2 separate regions of the Homo sapiens genome follow, and region 1 is linked to region 2. Evidence: chromatin loops called from intact Hi-C (ENCODE). Cell type or tissue: natural killer cell. All regions are shown on one strand. Links, peaks and the distances in the headings refer to the core of each region. The heading gives the core; the rest is flanking DNA.

What was found. A loop is a pair of places that touch in the nucleus more often than their neighbours do. Peaks named below come from ENCODE experiments on the same cell type or tissue, not always from the same donor. Only the 100,000 strongest peaks of a DNase experiment are listed, where the experiment ranks them.
Region 1: it touches region 2 in a loop (4-fold over the local background); 23 of 110 quality-filtered maps call a loop at or near these places.

What each region holds. Positions count from the first base shown.
Region 1 is chr3:161,391,452-161,401,134 of GRCh38, forward strand. LOC107986150 (a long non-coding RNA gene) reads left to right here. Exons shown (of 3, transcript XR_007096152.1): 2 at 471-513. Among named protein-coding and RNA genes, the nearest start is that of SPTSSB, 25 kb to the left of the region's middle. In natural killer cell, for the core only: no CTCF peak of the experiment used is centred there; a DNase peak (open chromatin) is centred at 3,880; H3K27ac peaks cover 933 bases; H3K27me3 peaks cover 1,000 bases.
Region 2 is chr3:161,306,705-161,314,704 of GRCh38, forward strand. LOC112268450 (a long non-coding RNA gene) reads left to right here. Exons shown (of 2, transcript XR_002959658.2): 2 at 5,171-5,299. Among named protein-coding and RNA genes, the nearest start is that of SPTSSB, 61 kb to the right of the region's middle. In natural killer cell, for the core only: no CTCF peak of the experiment used is centred there; DNase peaks (open chromatin) are centred at 4,287 and 4,637; H3K27ac peaks cover 1,858 bases; H3K27me3 peaks cover 202 bases.

The DNA.
Region 1 (9,683 bases), core at 855-8,854, 86 kb after region 2:
AAGAATGAATGTGCCTCTGAATGTGGGGTGCTCTCTTTTAATTAAGAAACTTCAGAGGAAAGAGATGACAATAGGCAAAGATGAAACAAGTTAAAAGGAGCAGGCAGAGGATAGAGAAAACTGCATCTCATGCAGTTGACATTTATGTGGCACTTGTCTGGTTTGGACTTTTTGTAGGAGAACATTTTTTTTCAGAATTTATTTTATGTATCACTCATAAGTATTGCATAAATTCCATATTTATTTATACTGTAGGTCTGTCTCCCCTTCCAGGCATAAAAAAGGACACTTTTAATTTCAGGTGACAATGGAGCATACAATTTTAGCTACTTGCTTAAAAGTTAACATTTATTGAGTGTTTTTTATGTGCCAGGCATTGGAATCATCTATATGTATAAAATTTTATTTATGTCTCATAGCAACCATATGAGGAAAGTATGATTATTATTTTTATTGTTCCTGTGTTACAGATGAGGAAACTGAAGGCAAGAAGTTGCCAAGTTTAGACAATTGGTAAGTAACAGATGTCAAAGCTATGGCTTTATACTATATTGAGCTTCTTGATGGTGGAGGTTCCATCTCATACTTTTTTGATACTCAGCTCAGTGTCTGCAATAGAGTGTTTGTTGAATAATCTACAGAACCTAAATATTTTTAAAGGGACTTTTGCAAAACAGCTAGTATCCTTAGATCCTTTTTTCCCCCATGTACATAATCAAGAGCTGGAGATTATTAAGGAAAAATTTGGACTTCCTTTTTGGACATGTTAACTTCGACATTCAAATGTAGATGTTTGTTCAATAATTATATTTATGAAGCCAGAGCTCAGGAGATAAATTGGAGCTGGAGAAATAAATACGGTTGTCATCAGTGAATAGAAGCATTTAAAATCATGAGTGAGATGAACACTGTGATGGCGTGGAGTGTGAGTGTGAGTGGGGAAGCTGGAAATGTGAAGAGGGCTAAAGACTTAGCCCTAGGCTGCTATCATTAGCAACTGAGCATAGAAGAAAAAAAGTGAGTTGGAAATGGAAAACTAGGAGTGAAAAGTCATAGGTGCTAAGAGAAAAAGGTGATTTGGGCAGATGAGTGTGGGCAGCTGAATCAAAATGGTGTGAGAGGTCAGGTTAGATGAAGACAAAGCACTGACCGCTGGGTTTAGTGTGGCCAAGGCGATTGGTAAGAGTTGATTCATGGGTATGGTGGGGATGAGAGAGGAGCAGAGTGGGCTGGAAAAAGAATGGAAGCTGAAGATTAGTCAATTCCTTAGAAGTTTGCTGTAAAGGGGAGATGAAGGAAGCTGAATGGGGTCATAGGATCAAGGGAGAGTTGTCTTCTTGAAAAATAGATGACAGTAAGGCATATTTTATGCTCAAGGGAATAATCTGGTAGTGCAGAAGAAACTGAAGATGTAGGAAAGAGAGGGGAGAATTGCTAGAATGTTGTCCTTTAGGAGGCAAAGGGGGGAGGAGAGCAGGACTCCAGTGCCAGGGGAGAGGGACCATTGGAGAAGGGACACTTCTTCCATTGGTCCAGGAGAGAAGGCAAGATAGGTGGTGCTGATGAGAAATATTCCTCCCTTACATTCATATTACTAAACTTGCAAGAGCTGATGGATTTTGCACATGCCAAGTGATACACGTTTCTTCTCTGAATAAATGCATATGTACAGAGAAAATATTCAGTCTGAAAGTGCATGCAAGAAATAAGTAAAATTTAATAGTCAAAGGCAATCTTATGATCAAACCAACATTTAGGGTTGAACTTTAACTGCTTACTACTTCTGTGGCTGTTACCTGAGGTTAAAGGAAGAAATTTGCCATAAAAATTAATGTAACAAAATCTTTAATAAAATGCTAAAATGTGAAAAATTTTAAATCAGGAATTATGTCTGTTTTTGCTCAAAGAAATTAAATCTTTATAGATATTATAGAAATAATGGTGGCTATAACCAATTGTAACTTCTGTGAACTGAGAACCATATCATGTTCCCAGTACTTTTCAAATATTTGTGCTGATCTTCACAGCAAAACAAACAGAGTAGTTTTACTACAGTTTGACAAGTGAGAAAACTGGCAGTGAGGTTCTGCAAGGTTTAATGATTTGCTCAAAGTCACCCAGCTGGTAAGGTGATGTTTAAATTAAAGCTCATTCTGGATTCAGAATTGCTTTTCCTAATGCACTGTCTTGATATATAAATGTTGTGATGTAAATAAAGTCCCTATTTAATGTGTGAAAAACTTTTGGCTCAAAAAAACAAACTTGCTCAAATATCTATAGAATTGCACTTATTTGCACAAACTACTCATTTTTTCTTCTAGTCTAGTGTATAAATTCAGCTAGAAGGAAAGAAGGAATGAAGGAGAGAAGAGGGAAGGAGAAGAGGGAGGCTAAGATATCATCATTTGTCTGATTTATAAGGTTAGCAAAGTCAGTGACTACTGGTGTGTCTTTTCACCCTATCATATATGCAAAGGGCTACCACGTATTTTGTATTTTGAGTCTGACTTGATTTTTAAGCTATTTTTATCACTGTGGTTTCACAACATTTGTGGGATCTTTAAGTTTTAAAATGTGGTTAAAACATGCATGTTCCCTGTGTTCTGTCAACTACTGAGATATTTACTGAGCCTGTTTCTGCTTCTCTGCCTCAGGACCTGTGTATTAGTTCATTCTCATGCTGCTATAAAGAACTGCCTGAGATTGGGTAATTTATAAAGAAAGGAGGTTTAATCGACTCACAGTTCCACATGGCTGTGGAGGCCTCAGGAAACTTACAATCATGGTGGAAGAGGAAGCAAACAAGCCCCTTATAAGACCATCAGATCTTGTGCCAACTCACTCACTACCATGAGAACAGCGTGGAGAAACCACCCCCGTGATCTAATCACCTCCCACAAGGTCCCTCCCCCAACACGTGGGGATTACAATTTGTATCACAATTCAAGATGAGATTTTGAGTGGGGACACAGCCTAAGCATATCAGCCTGAATGCTTCCCACCCCACCACCTTGGTTATAAAAGGCCTACTTCCTCAGCTGGTCATTGGCAGCTGAGGGCTCAGTCACATTTCACAACAGAAGCCTCCTGTCTGGGGTCCCTCTTCCACAGCTTTTTCCTACTGGATGTCCACCATGTTTCCTGGCTGTGTAGGAATCACTGACCTTCCTGGCTGTTTGGAGACTTTCTAGTTTATGGGTCCTACATTTGCAAGACAGAATTCAGAAAACTTTCTTCAGCTTTCTTTACAGCTATTCACTCCCTCTCATGACAGCTGGATTAGAAGTGGGCAACTGGTGGAGGGTGGATCCATGAGGAGTTCACTTTGCTAGCAAGAGTGGTGACTGAGACTGCCTGTTCTTGGGAGTGGCAGGGGTTGCAAAGTTAGGCTCCTGGCACAGAAGTGGCTTTGATGGTGTGGTGGTGGCAGTGGGGTCAATTTCCTTATCTGGCCAGTTCTGTGGCATAGTTTTGAGTGTTTTTTCTAGAAGTTTAGTCTTGAACCTGCTTCTCCCACCCTTCTAATGATTTTGTGAGTGATCTAATGTCCTTCTGAAAAACTGTTGTTTCCAAAGAAGATCATCACCAGATGTACCCCTTCAATCTTTCTTCTACAATGAAGCCAGAACAACCTCTTAGGAACATAAGTCTGCCCCTGTGCCACCTAACAACCACAATTTATTTTCTTTCCATTGTTCTCAGAATACCACATTTTATAGAACTGAGAGTTCTGTCTTTTGAAAGGCACACCTTATTTTGTGAACTACCAGGAAAGAAAATGCTGCTATGTCACATCTTTGATTGTAGCAGGTATCCTGGTTTCAGAGCTGTTGAAATGAGGTGGGGTGGGCAGTGTCTTAGAAGTGAGGAAATGTGGTAACATCTCACATCTTTGATGTGGCCTTCTAAGGCTGGGAATTGATGTGACATGCTCCTCCCTCTCCTCTTGTGCCTCTTTACTCTTTGCCCTCTCACTAACTCTCAAGAGGGTCTTTTCTCCCTCCCTGGAAAGGTTATGCTTTCTTATCTGTGCTGTTTCCCTTGCCCACTTCTTAACATAATTACTATTCCTTTCTAATGCCTTAGCTTAAATGTCATTTCCTCAGAGAAGTCCTCCCCGAACCCTCGCATTCTTCCTTCCTCTAATATTAGCACAGTACTTAGCCTTTGTTCAGCATTTACTATCTGCTGGGCTCAGTGCTAAGCACGTTACATATATTGCCTCATTTAATCCTCACTACAAACTTGCGAGATAGATGCTATTTTTTTGGTCAGTTTTCAGAAGAGAAAACTGAAGCTTAGAACTGTGCAGTAACCTGCCCAACGTTTCACAACCAGAAAACAAGGAGAAGGAGCCAGGATTCACACCCAGGCCTGGCTCATCATGCTGCTGGGCTGCCTCTCTATTTACTCACAGGTGATCAGCAGGTCTGTTATGTAATCTCAGACTGTACAGTTGAAATTATTTAAGTATTTGTATAAAATAATTATCTAGTAAGGATGCCAAATTCCATGAAGACAGTGATAGTAGATCTTGACCACTCTGGCGCATATTAAGTGTCCAGCTAATCTTTATTTTTAAAATTTTAATTGTAGAAATGTACAAATGCATGTAAAACTAAAAATAATAGTATCACAAGTCCTCATATCTCTTGTTCCTGCTTCATCAAAAATCAATTCCTGGCCAATCTTATTTCATCTCTGTCCCCACTTCCTCTCCCTTGCTACTAGATTTTTTTGAAGCAAATCCCAGAGATCATATCATGTCATCCATTAGTATTTCTGAAAGGTAAAAGTTATTTTTAGGGATATAACTTTAATACCATTACCACATGTTTAAAAATTAACAATAATTCCTTAGTCAGTATTCAATTCATCCCAAATATTTCATGAATAATTTTTACAATCAGTTCACTCCAATCCAAGCAAAGGCTGCACAATGTAGCTGGTTGAATTGTTTCTGAAATCTCTCTTAATTTATAGTTTCTACAGCCTCATTTTTCCACCATCTTGCAATTCATTTGTTATTTGTCCTGTAGACTTTTCATATTCTGGATTTTGCTGATTACATCACAGTGCTTTTGGTTTAACATGTTTCTTTGACCTGGTGTTTCTTGGAAATTGTTGATGCTTGATCAGATTCAGCAGTATGAAAGCAGGCCCATATGCCATACACCTCAGTATTTTAAAGTTATAAAGCTCTGTCCAGACAGATGACCATTTCCACCCCCAGTTTTTCTCCTAGAGCTGAAAGAGTCATGTGCTCCTGGGGAAGAATTAATGCCCCAGTAGTCACCATGATCTGCAGGGGCACAACAGAGTGAAGTCAGTGACTCAGTGACTAGTTTCTCACAAAACAGACTTTAAACCAACAAAGATCAAAAAAGACAAAGGCATTACATAATGGTAAAGGGATCAATTCAACAAGAAGAGCTAACTATCCTAAATGTATATGCACTCAATACGGGAGAACCCAGATTCAAAAAACAAGTTCCTAGAGGCCTACAAAGAGACTTAGACCCCCACACAAGAATAGTGGGGGACTTTAACACCCCACTCTCAATATTAGACAGATCATTGAGACAGAAAATTAACAGGGATATTCAGGACTTAAACTCAGCTCTGGATCAAGTGGACCTCATAGATATCTACAGAACTCTCCACCTCAAAACAACAGAATGTAAATTCTTCTCAGTGCCACGTGGCACTTACCCTAAAATCAATCACATAATTGGAAGTAAAACACTCCTCAGCAAATGCAAAAGGACTGAAACCCTAACTAACAGTCTCTCAGACCACAGCACAATCAAATTAGAACTCAAGATTAAGAAACTCACTCAAAAGCACACAACTACAAGGGAATTGAACAACTTGCGCCTGAATGACTCCTTGGGCAAATAATGAAATTAAGGGAGAAATCAAAGAGTTATTTGAAACCAATGAAAACAAAAAGACAACATACCAGAATCTCTGGGATGCAGCTAAAGCAGTGTTAGGAGAGAAATTTATAGCCCAATGCCCTCATCAAAAAGTTAGAATGATCTCAAATCAACACCCTAACATCACAACTAAAAGAACTGGAGAGCCAGGAGCAAACAAACCCCAAAGCTAGCAGAAGACAAGAAATAACCAAGATTGGAGTAGAACTGAAGGAGATAGAAACACGAAAACCCTTCAAAAAAATAAATGAATCCAAGAGCCGGTTTTTTGAAAAAATTAATAAAATAGACCACTAGCTAGAATAATAAAGAAGAAAAGAGAATAATCAGACACAATAGAAAATGATAAAGGGGATATCACCAATGAACCCACAGAAATACAAACAACCATCAGAGTATACTATAAACACCTCTATGCACATAAACTAGAAAATCTAGAAGAAATTGATAAATTCCTGGACACATACACACTCCTAAGACTGAACCAGGAGAAATTGAATCTCTGAATAGACCAATAACAAGTTCTGAAATTGCAGCAGTAATAAATAGCAAAGCAACCAAAAAAAGCTCAGGACCAGGTGGATTTACTGCTGAAATCTACCAGAGATACAGAGGAGCTGGTACCATTTTTTTCTGAAATGATTCCAAACAACTGAAAAGGAGGTACTTCTCCCTAACTCATTTTATGAGGCCAGCATCATCCTGATATCATAACCTGAGAGAGATACAACAAAAAAAGAAAACTTTAGGCCAATATCCCTGATGAACATTGATGCAAAAACCCTCTACAAAATACTGGCAAGCTGAATCCAGTAGCACATCAAAAAACTCATCCACCATGATCAAGTCAACTTCATCCCTGTCATGTAAGCCTGGTTCAACATATGCAAATCAATAAACATAATTCATCACATAAACAGAACTGAAGACAAAAAACACATGATCACCTCAATAGATGCAGAAAAGACCTTTGGTAAAATTCAACATCCTTTCATGTTAAAAAGTCTCAATAAGCTAGGTATTGATGGACATAGCCCAAAATAATAAGAGCCATTTATGACAGACCCAAAGCCAATATCATACCAAATGGTCAAAAGGTGGAAACATTCCCCTTGAAAACCAGCACAAGACAAAGATACGCTCTCTTACCACTCCTATTCAGTGTAGTATTGAAGTTCTGGGTAGAGCAATCAGGTAAGAAAAAGATATAAAGGATATTCAAATAAGAAGAGAGGAAGTCAAACTGTCTCTGCAGATGATATAATCTTATGTCTAGAAAACCCCATCATCTCAGCCCCAAAGCTTCTTAAGCTGTTAAGAAACTTCAGCAAAGTCTCAGGATACAAAATCAATGTGCAAAAATCACAAGCATTTCTATACACCAACAATAGACAAGCAGAAAGCCAAATCATGAATGAACTCCCATTTACAATTGCTACAAAGAGAGTAAAATACCTAGGAATACAGCTAACAATGGAAGTGAAGGACCTCTTCAAGGATAACTACAAAGTACTGCTCAAGGAAATCAGAGCGGACACAAACAAATTGCATGGGAAGAATCAATATCGTGAAAATGGCCATACTGCCCAAAGCAATTTATAGATTCAATGCTGTTACCATTAAACTACCACTGACATTCTTTGCAGAATTAGAAAAACTACTTTAAAATTCCTATGGAACCTAAAAAGAGCCCATATAGCCAAGACAATCCTAAGCAAAAAGAACAAAGCTGGAGGCATCATGCTACCTGACTTCAAACTATATTACAAGGCTACAGTAACAAAAACAGCATGGTACTGGTACCAAAACAGACACATAGACCAATGGAACAGAATAGAGATCTCAGAAATAAGTCCACACACCTACAACCATCTGACCTTCGAGAAACCTGGCAAAAACAATCAATGGGGAAAGGATTCCCTATTTAATAAATGATGCTGGGAAAACTGGCTAGCCATATGCAGAAAATTGAAACTGGAACCCTTCCTTATGCCTTATACAAAAATTAACTCAAGATGGATTAAAGACTTAAATGTAAAACCCCAAACTATAAAAACCCTAGAAGGAAATCTAGGCAATACCATTCAGGACATAGGCATGGGAAAAGATTTAATGACAAAAATGTCAAAAGCAATTGCAACAAAAGCAAACATTGACAAATGGGATTTAATTAGGCTAAAGAACTCTGCACAGCAAAAGAAACTATCATCAGAATGAACAGACAACCTACAGAATGGGAGAAAATTTTTGAAATCTATCCATCTGACAAAGGTGTAATGTCCAGAATCTACAAGGAACTTAAACAAATTTATGAGAAAAAAACAACCCCATTAAAAAGTGGGCAAAGGACATGAACAGACAGTTCTCAAAAGAAGGCATTTATGTGACCAACAAACATACGAAGAAAAGCTCAACATTACTGATCATTAGAGAAATGCAAATTAAAATCACAATGAGATACCATCTCATACAAGTTAGAAAGATGATTATTAAAAGTCAAGAAACAACAGATGCTGGTGAGGCTGTGGAGAAAAAGGAACACTTTTACACTGTTGGTGGGAATGTAAATTAGTTCAACCATTGTGGAAGACAGTGTGGCAATTCCTCAAAGACCTAGAACCAGAGATACCATTTGACCCAGCAATCTTATTACTGGGTATATACCCAAAGGAATATAAATCATTCTTTATAAGGATATATGCACATGTATATTCACTGCAGCACTATTCACAATAGCAAAGGCATGGAATCAACCTAAACGCCCATCAACGACAGACTGCATAAAGAAAATGTGGTACAAATACACCATGGAATAATACTATGCAGCCATAAAAAGGAATGAGATCATGTTCTTTGCAGGCACATGGATGGAGCTGGAAGCCTTTAACCTCAGCAAACTTATGCAGGAACAGAAAACCAGACACTGCATGTTCTCACTTATAAGTGGGAGCTGAACAATGAGAATACATGGACACAGGGAGAGGAACAACACACATTGGGGCCTGTCGGAGGGGGTTGGGGGAGGGAGAGCATCAGGATAAATAGCTAATGCATGTGGGGCTTAATACCTAGGTGATGGGTTAATAGGTGCAGCAAACCACCATGGCACACATTTACCTATGTAACAAACCTGCACGTCCTGCACATGTATCCTGGAACTTAAAATAAAATGAAGTTAAAAAAAATTAAAAAAAGAAGTGTTGAGGCTGATAAACTAATACCTTAAAATATAGTGCTTTGACATGCTGAACTAAAGCAGAAGCCTCAAGGTCTCTCTGACCAACCCCCTCCAGCCCCCGACCCCTGCCGCCCCACAATCCTTTCTCTCAATCCTCAACTCCAGACCTGACAAAGAAGAAAATAATTACCTCTTACCTCTGATCCCTACCCTGAGTTTTCATTAACTGAGCTCATAATGCAGAAAGAAAGACTGAACTCTGTCAATATACCTGGACAGACTTTGGTCACAAACCATTATCTACTATTTGGGCTGGCCTAGCCGGCTTTGGCCCAGGCCGTTGTATATTGTTCAAGCTCATTGAATTCCTCTAAAAATAATTTATTACACCACTAAAATTATCCATATTTCCCCACCTCCTTTTTCCCTAGGAGGGGGAAGAAGGAGTATTTAGTCATCTGTACCCCATTGTGTGGTGGGGTAATCACTCTGATTCTCCCTCGTGCACATTAATACATTTGTATGTCTTTTCTCCTGTTAATCTGTCTTTTGTCCACTGATTTTCA
Region 2 (8,000 bases), core at 1-8,000:
CCTGTATTTTATTAATACTTTGAATAAAGGCAACAATGATTTTGAACATAAAAACAGAAGTGTGATATTAGGCTTTGCTGAGCTTTCTCGGTAAGAGGAAGTCCTTGTCTTTTGAGTGCCTGGTGGAGTAGGGAAGATAGTTTGGTAAATGGCACATTGTCTACTGGGAGGTAAGGAGATATAAGCAAACACTTATGATCCCTGAATCAAATGAACTGAGTAATTCCAAGCAAAGTGTGGCAGGAATTTAGAGGAAGGAGATTTTATAGTGGCCTGAATGGCCAGGGAAATATTTCCTGGAGGAGGTGACTTTTAAAGTGACCCTTAAAAAATGGATTTGATTTAGAAGATGAGAAAGAGAATAGGGAAAGCTTCCATGGATGTCTTAGATTTTTTTGGGTTACTATTTTCTTATCAAACTTCTACTTTATCTCAAAGCTTATTCTTTTATGCCTTTAGCCTCTGAAGCTGGATGTATCTAGGCATACAGCTTCAGAGGAGGTGTGCAGGCATACCTTGTTTTATTGCACTTCACAGATGTGTTTCTTACAAATTGAAGTTTTATGGCAAACCTCCATTGAGCAAGTCTATTGGTGCCATTTTCCCAACAGTATGTGCTCACTTTGTGTCTCTGTGACAAATTTTGGTAATTCTCAACATATTTCAAACTTTAAAATTATTATTGTATCTGTTATGTTGATCTGTGATCAGTGATCTTAGATATTCCTATTATAATGATTTCGGGGCACCATGAACTGTGACCGTATAAGACAGTGAACATAATTGATAAATGTTATGTGTGCTCTGACTGCTCCATTGACTGGCCCTTCTCCTATCCCTCTTCCTTTCCTCAGGCTCCCTATTTTCTGAGACAAAACAGTAATGAAATTATGCCTGTTAGTAGCCTTACAATGGCTGCTAAGAGTTCAAGTAAAAGGAAGAGTCCCATCTCTCACTTTAAATCAAAAGCTAGAAATGATTACACTTAGTGAGAAAGGCATGTTGAAAGCCAAGACAGGCCAAAAGCTAGGCCTCTTGAGCCAAACAGTTAGCTGACTTGTAAATGCAAAGGAAAAGTTCTTGGAAATCAGAAATGCTACTCCAATGAACACAAACGATAAGAAAATAAAATGCCTGATTGTTGATATGGAGAAAGTTTCAGTGGTTTGGATAGAAGATCAAACTGGCCACAACATTTCCTTAAGCCAAAACCTAATTCAGAGCAAGGCTCAAACTCTCTTCAATTCTATGAAGGCTGAGAGAGGTGAGGAAGCTGCAGAAGGAAGGTTTGAAGCTAACAGAGCTTGGTTCAAGAGCTTTAAGGAAAGATGCCATCTTCATAACATAAAAGTACAAGGTGAAGTAGCAAGTGCTGATGTAGAAGCTGCAGCAAATTACCCACAAGATCTAGCTAAAATCACTGATGAAGGTGGTTACACTGAACAACAAATTTTCACTGTAGACAAAATAGCCTTCCATTGGAAAAAGATGCTTTTATAACTAGACAAGAGAAGTCAATGACTGGCTTCAAAGCTTCAAAAGACAGGCTGACTCTTGTTAGGGGCTAATGCAGCTGGTGACTTTAAGTTGAAGCCAATGCTCATTTACCATTCTGAAAAACCTAGATCATTAAGAATTATGCTAAGTCTACTCTGCCTGTGCTCTATAAATAGGACAACAAAGCCTGGATGACAGCACATCTGTTTACAGTGTGATTTACTACATACTTTAAGTCCATTGTTGAGACCTACTGCTCAGAAAAGAAGATTCCTTTCAATACACCCAATACACCCAGTCATCTAAGATTTCTGATGAAGATATACAAGGAGATGAATGTTGTTTTCATGCCTGCTAATATATTTATTCTTCAGTCCATGGATCAAGGACTAATTCAACTTTCAAGTCTTATTATTTAAGAAATACATTTTGTAAGACTATAGCTGCCATAGATAATGATTCATCTGGTGGATCTGGGCAAAATACACTAAAAAGCTTCTGGAAAAGATTCACCATTCTAGATGCCATTAACAACATTTGTGATTCATGGGAGGAAGTGAAAACATCATTAACAGGAGTGTGAAAGGCATTCATTCCAACCCTCATAGATGACTTTGCAGAGTTCAAGATTTCAGTGAAGGAAGTAACTGCTGATATGGTGGAACTAGCAAAAGAACCAGAATTAGAAGTGTAGCCTGAAGGTGTGACTGAATGGCTGTAATCTCATTATCAAATTTTAGCGGATGAAGAGTTGCTTCTTACAGACGGGCAAAGAAAGTGTTTTTTTGAGATGAACTCTACTACTGGTGAAGATGCTGTGAGCATTGTTGAAATGACAACAAAGAATTTAGAATATTACATAAACTTGGTTGATAAAGCAGTGGAGGGGCTTGAGAGGATTGACTCCAATTTTGAAAGGAGCTCTATGAGAGTAAAATGCTATAAACAGCAACACATGCTACAGCGAAATCTTTCATGAAAGGATGAATCAATCGAAGTGGCAAGCTTCATTGTTGTCTTATTTTATGAAATTTCCACAGCCACACCAACCTTTAGAAACCATCATCCGGCTTGGTCAGCAGTCATCAACATTGAGGCAAGACCCTTCCCCAGCAAAAAGATTGCTACTCAGTGGAGGCTCAGATTTTTTTTTTTAGCAATAAATTATCTTTTAATAAAGTATGTACATTGTTATTTTAGACATGGTGCTATTGCACATTTAGTAGACTATAATATAATGTAAACATAGCTTTTATGTGCTCTGGAAAACACAAAATTTATGTGGCTAATTTTATGGCAATATTCACCTTATTGCCATGGTCTGGAGCCAGACTTGCAATATCTTTTGGGTATGCCTGTATGATAAAAATGGACCATGGGGACTGGCACAAAATGTGCTTGCTTTGAAGCTTAAAGAGAGTTTAGAGTTAGTGTGTAGTTCTTCCAAGGGAACTTCTCTTTGGAATGGAGAGTACGACTTTAAGTTTTGAGTCCTACTGCCATTTCCTGGGAGGTAGTAAGCTGAAGTCATATAGCTGGAAACTCTGCCAAAATAAGATTATTTCTTCCACTATAGTGTTTTGTCAGGAAGAACTTGAAAAATGAATTGAAACTGGAAATCAAGTACAACTGACAATAAAGAATATTGCCCCATTAGGAACACAACAAACCATTTGCAGTTAATGGAGTCTTGATTCTGTATTTTCTTGTGTTTAAGTATTGGGCTCTAGCCCAGAGAAGCCAAATTCAAAAAAAACTAAATGCCAGATATGAATAGACCCTTGATCACAAGCAATTTATTTCAACATTTGTTGTAATGATGGACTTACATTTTACTTGGTCCTTTTTACTTAATTGGCAATTATTAACTCTCACATATTATTAACTAATAAAGTTATACGATCTTTCCAGTAACTAATTCATACTTTAGGAGAACATTGAAATAGCCATTTAAACTGTCTGTGGAGAAAATATGGCCTCACTGAACCAACTACTTGGGTGCCCTTTCAATTACAGCAAGACTCCCAGCCATTTAGGCTAAAAAGAGCTCTGGAGATTCCCTTATTCAATAGCCTCATTTCACAGATGAGGAAAACAAGACCAGAAGAAGATGCTCCTCTTTCAGGGAATAAGTGGTTTTCAAGCTGTTCGTTCATTCAGTTGTTTGTTACTTGTTCAATCTAAGCACCTATGAGCCAGATATGTATTGTTCTGAGTGCTGGGGATATTGGGACCTGCTCCCAGGGGTCTTACATAGTGTGTATGTGGAAGAGGAATTAGAAAAGACTACACTTTTGGATTAACTAGCAATTTCATCACAGTGGTAAGTGCACTAAAGAAAAGAAGAACAAAGAAGAGAATTCTGATTGGGAGGAAGGGGGTGTTCAGGGAGAATTTTTTCAAGGAGGTGACATTTAGGCTGAGGCCTGAATGATGAAAAGTACTCATCATCTTTGTTATGATAATGGAGGAGGTTCTCACAGGTCGAGGAAGAGCCAAGCCCTGAGGTAGGAGGATGACTAGTCAGTTCAGAGTAGAACACAGCTCAGTGTTAGGTGAGGGCTTGGCATGGCATATTCTGCAGGCCTTGTGGGCTGAGTGAAGACCCTCAGTCTGTGAAAGGTCTACAGAGGACCTGAGGGATACAATTTATATTTTTAAAATGTTTTGTTGAATGTGATGTGGAACGGTGTGGAAAAGGTGGCTAGTTATGGGGCCACCACAGCCAAACCATATGAGAAGGATGTGGTCTAGAGTAGGGTTTGTGGCAGGGCTCAGCAAGAGAAGTGAATGTGTTTAGGATATATTTTAAAGACAGAACTGGCAGGGCTGTGGTTAAATTGGATGTGGGGGTGAGGGTAAATGAGAGAGTGATTAGAAGGACTGAAGCTTTTGGTTTAAGCACATAGGTAGGGCCATTTCCTGAAATGGGAAAGTCTTGAGAGGCGCAGGTTGGAGGGGGTACAGTGAAGAATCAAGGGTAATGAAGAAATAAATTGGTACTGTACAGAGACTGGAAAAAAGAAGAGTAGGCTTATTTTGATAGGGCAGTCGATGAAGGCCTCACTCAGGAGTTGACATTTAAGGTGAGAACTGAAAGGTGTGAAAAGTCAGAGAAGAACATTTCAGATAGAGGGAACCGCAGGTGCAGAGGCTCAGGGGAGGAAGTGGCTTCACAACTCAGAGGGAACCCAAGGGAGAGAGGTAATCAAAGGAGTGGTTTCCGTGTTTCATATTATAACTTAGATGTGATGGAAGAAATGTGCCTTTTTTCTCTTTTTAGCTGACCTGATTTTTCTCATAGGAGTTGAGATTGAAAGAAGGTACCAGGACTTTAAACCTGCCAATGAATCCACCTCTTTCAGATGACTCCATCACCTTTACACCCATGGCTTCCTTTATCTGGAATATTTGGATGAATTGAAAGTCTGTCTCTTAGATGTATTCAATCTAAGAGTTTGTCCCTGGATATTTGTACTAAAATATACTAAAACCAAAAGTCAAAACATCATATTAGTTAATAGAAAATTGTTCTGATATGTGAAGTAAAAGGGAATTGAAAGCATTATTTTCAAATTGACTGTGGCACATACATTTGGCCAAACATGAGTCCAATATATCTCAACCAACTCCAGTCATTGTCTTGCACTTTGCTTTACATTTGTTCCAATAGGATTACATGCTTTGGGTGTGGACGCCAAGAAGTGACAAAAAAAGGAAGTTGGGATCATTACGGTTAACCCAAGCATGTTGGAAACCAGAGAGAGGCTGAGTGCTATCATACACAGACCCATGAATCGGAGTAAGTTTGAAGCATTGACAATAATGGGTTGCAGTGTGTTTTGAAATAAACTATCCATTGGGAGAGGTGAAATGAAATAAAAAATTTATCAGAAATAAAACTACTAAAAAGATTAAATTTGAATTTGACCTACAGGGATTGATCATAATTGAGGAATTTGACCTGTAGGGATAAATTGTTAAACTGAAGAAAGAATTAAAGAATTTGATCCACAGGAACATATTGGTCAATTAATCTGAATGTTCTTTCCTGGCTCTTCACACATTTTAGATCTCACCCTAAATATCAACTCCTGAGTGAGGGCTTCATTTAGCGCTGTATCAAAGTGGCTTTTTTTTTTTTTTTTTTTGAGACAAGGTCTTGCTCTGTCACCCAGGCTGAGAGTGCAGTGGTGCAATAATGACTGACTGTAACCTGCACCTCCTGGGCTCAAGCGATCCTCCTTCCTCAGTTTCCCAAGTAGCTGGGAATACAGGCACATGCTGCCATGCCTGGCTAATTAAATTTTCTTTCTTTTTTTTCTTTTTTTTTTTTTTTTGGTAGAGATGATGTCCTCCTGTGTTGCCCAGGCTCGTTTCAAACTCCTGGGCTCAAGTGTTCCTCATGCCTTGGCCTCCCAAAGTGCTGGGATTACAGATGTGAACCACCACATCTGGCAGGATTATTTTTTTTTTTCCTGATCTCCATATCTATTTATTTTTTCTTTCCGTTTTGAGACACGGTCTCACTCTGTTGTTGCCCAGGCTGGAATGCAGTGAAGCTATCATGGCTCACTGCAGCCTCGACCTCCTGGGCCCAGGCGATCCTCCCGCCTCACCCTCTAATGTAGCTGGGACCAAAGGCATGTGCCACCACATCTGGCTAAGTTTTTAAATTTTTTGCAGAGACAGGGTCTCACTGTATTGCTCAGACTGGTCTTGAACTCCTGGCCTCAAGCATTCCTCCTGCCTCAGCCTCCCAAAGTGCTGAGATTATAGGTGTGAGCCACTATGCCAGGCCTATTTTGTCTAATAAATAAATCCTCACCCTACCTATACTCTCCCCAACCTGTTCCTCTCTAGACTTCCCATCCTAGGAAATGGTCCTACCTAGTTGCTCAAGTTCCCTCCTTGGTCGTCTCTTCCTTAGAGAACTTTCAGATTTTTATCTCTTCAACTGCCCCTCTCCTAGATGGATTGGGAGGCTCATGTGACCTCAAGGTGGCAGAGAAGAGAGGCCAAGTTGTTCTATTGCACTCCAGCTGCACCAGTCTCCATGGTGATGCTATTTGTCTGTCTAGTCAGGTGGTGGAGTTTGGGGGTGCTTTGCTGCCCTGACTTTGGAGAACTTAGTCTGTTCTCTGGGCTCAGTTGGCCTGGACTTCCTTTCTGTAGACTCATTCTCTCCTCAGTTTTCTTGGTGCTGCTGTTCTTTCTTTCTAAGGTCTGAGGGGCCCTGGGACCCCCAGCTTAAGATTCTTCAGGGTCACCTCACTAATGATGTGTGGCATCTTTGCAAATGGAAATATCAGCTTCTTTCCACCACCTTCATGATGCAGGCAGGAACCTGTAAGTCTCTTCCGTGACACCCGAGAGCCAAAGAAGACTCTGGGTAAGCAAGCCCTCTTACTATCTACCCATACTGTGTTGCCTATTTTTACTTTGCTGTGGCCATTCATTGTTGTCCCTCTATGTGATGACATCTTTCCAGAGTGAATCTGAAAGTGGCAACAGCACCTCTACTCTTGGCTTTCCTCTTGACCCTTGTCCCACCTGATACTTCTTTGATCTTATGAGCTAAGGAGGTTTGGTAGTGATCCATAACACATACACATCTGACAATTTGCTTTCCCTAAATCTCCTTTCTCTCTTTCTAGCAAACTCCCTGAGCTGGAAGGGGTATATTCTCCTCTTTCTCCTTATGGTGGTTTTAAAACAAGTCTGAAAAATTTTTGAAACTAAAAAAGGTGCAGTCCATGTCACCTCCCTTGACCCTGGGTGGGCCTTTGTGACTTTCTTGATGAAAGGAATATGGCAGAAGTGATGCTGCATGCTATGCTTTGAGTTTGTCCCCACCGAAACTTATGTTGGAATTTGGTCCCCGAAGGCCAGGCGTGGTGGCTCACGCCTGTAATTCCAGCACTTTGGGAGGCTGAGGCAGGAGGATCACGAGGTCAGGAGATCGAGACCATCCTGGCTAACATGGTGAAACCCCATCTCTACTAAAAATACAAAAAAATAGCCAGGCGTGGTGGCAGGCGCCTGTAGTCCCAGCTACTCAGGAGGCTGAGGCAGGAGAATGGCGTGAACCTGGGAGGCAGAGCTTGCAGTGAGCCAAGATCACGCCACTGCACTCCAGCCTGGGCGACAGAGCCAGACTCCATCTCAAAAAAAAAAAAAAAAAAGAAAGAAATTTGGTCTCCTATGTGGTGGTATTGGGAAGTAGGGCCTAGTGGGAGGTGTTTGGGTCATGGGGGAAGATCCCTTATGAATGTCTTGGTGCTACCTCAAAGTAGTAAGTTCTTGCTGTGGTGATATTAGATTAGTTGCTGTGGGAGTGGGTTGTTATACAGCCAGGATGTTTCTTAGATTTTGCCTTTTCACTCATACCCACTTACCCTTTGACCTTCCATGATGTTTTGACCTAGTTCAAAAGTCCTCACCAGAAACTGAACAGATGCTGAGACAATAATTCTTGAACTTCCCAGCCTAGAGAACAATGA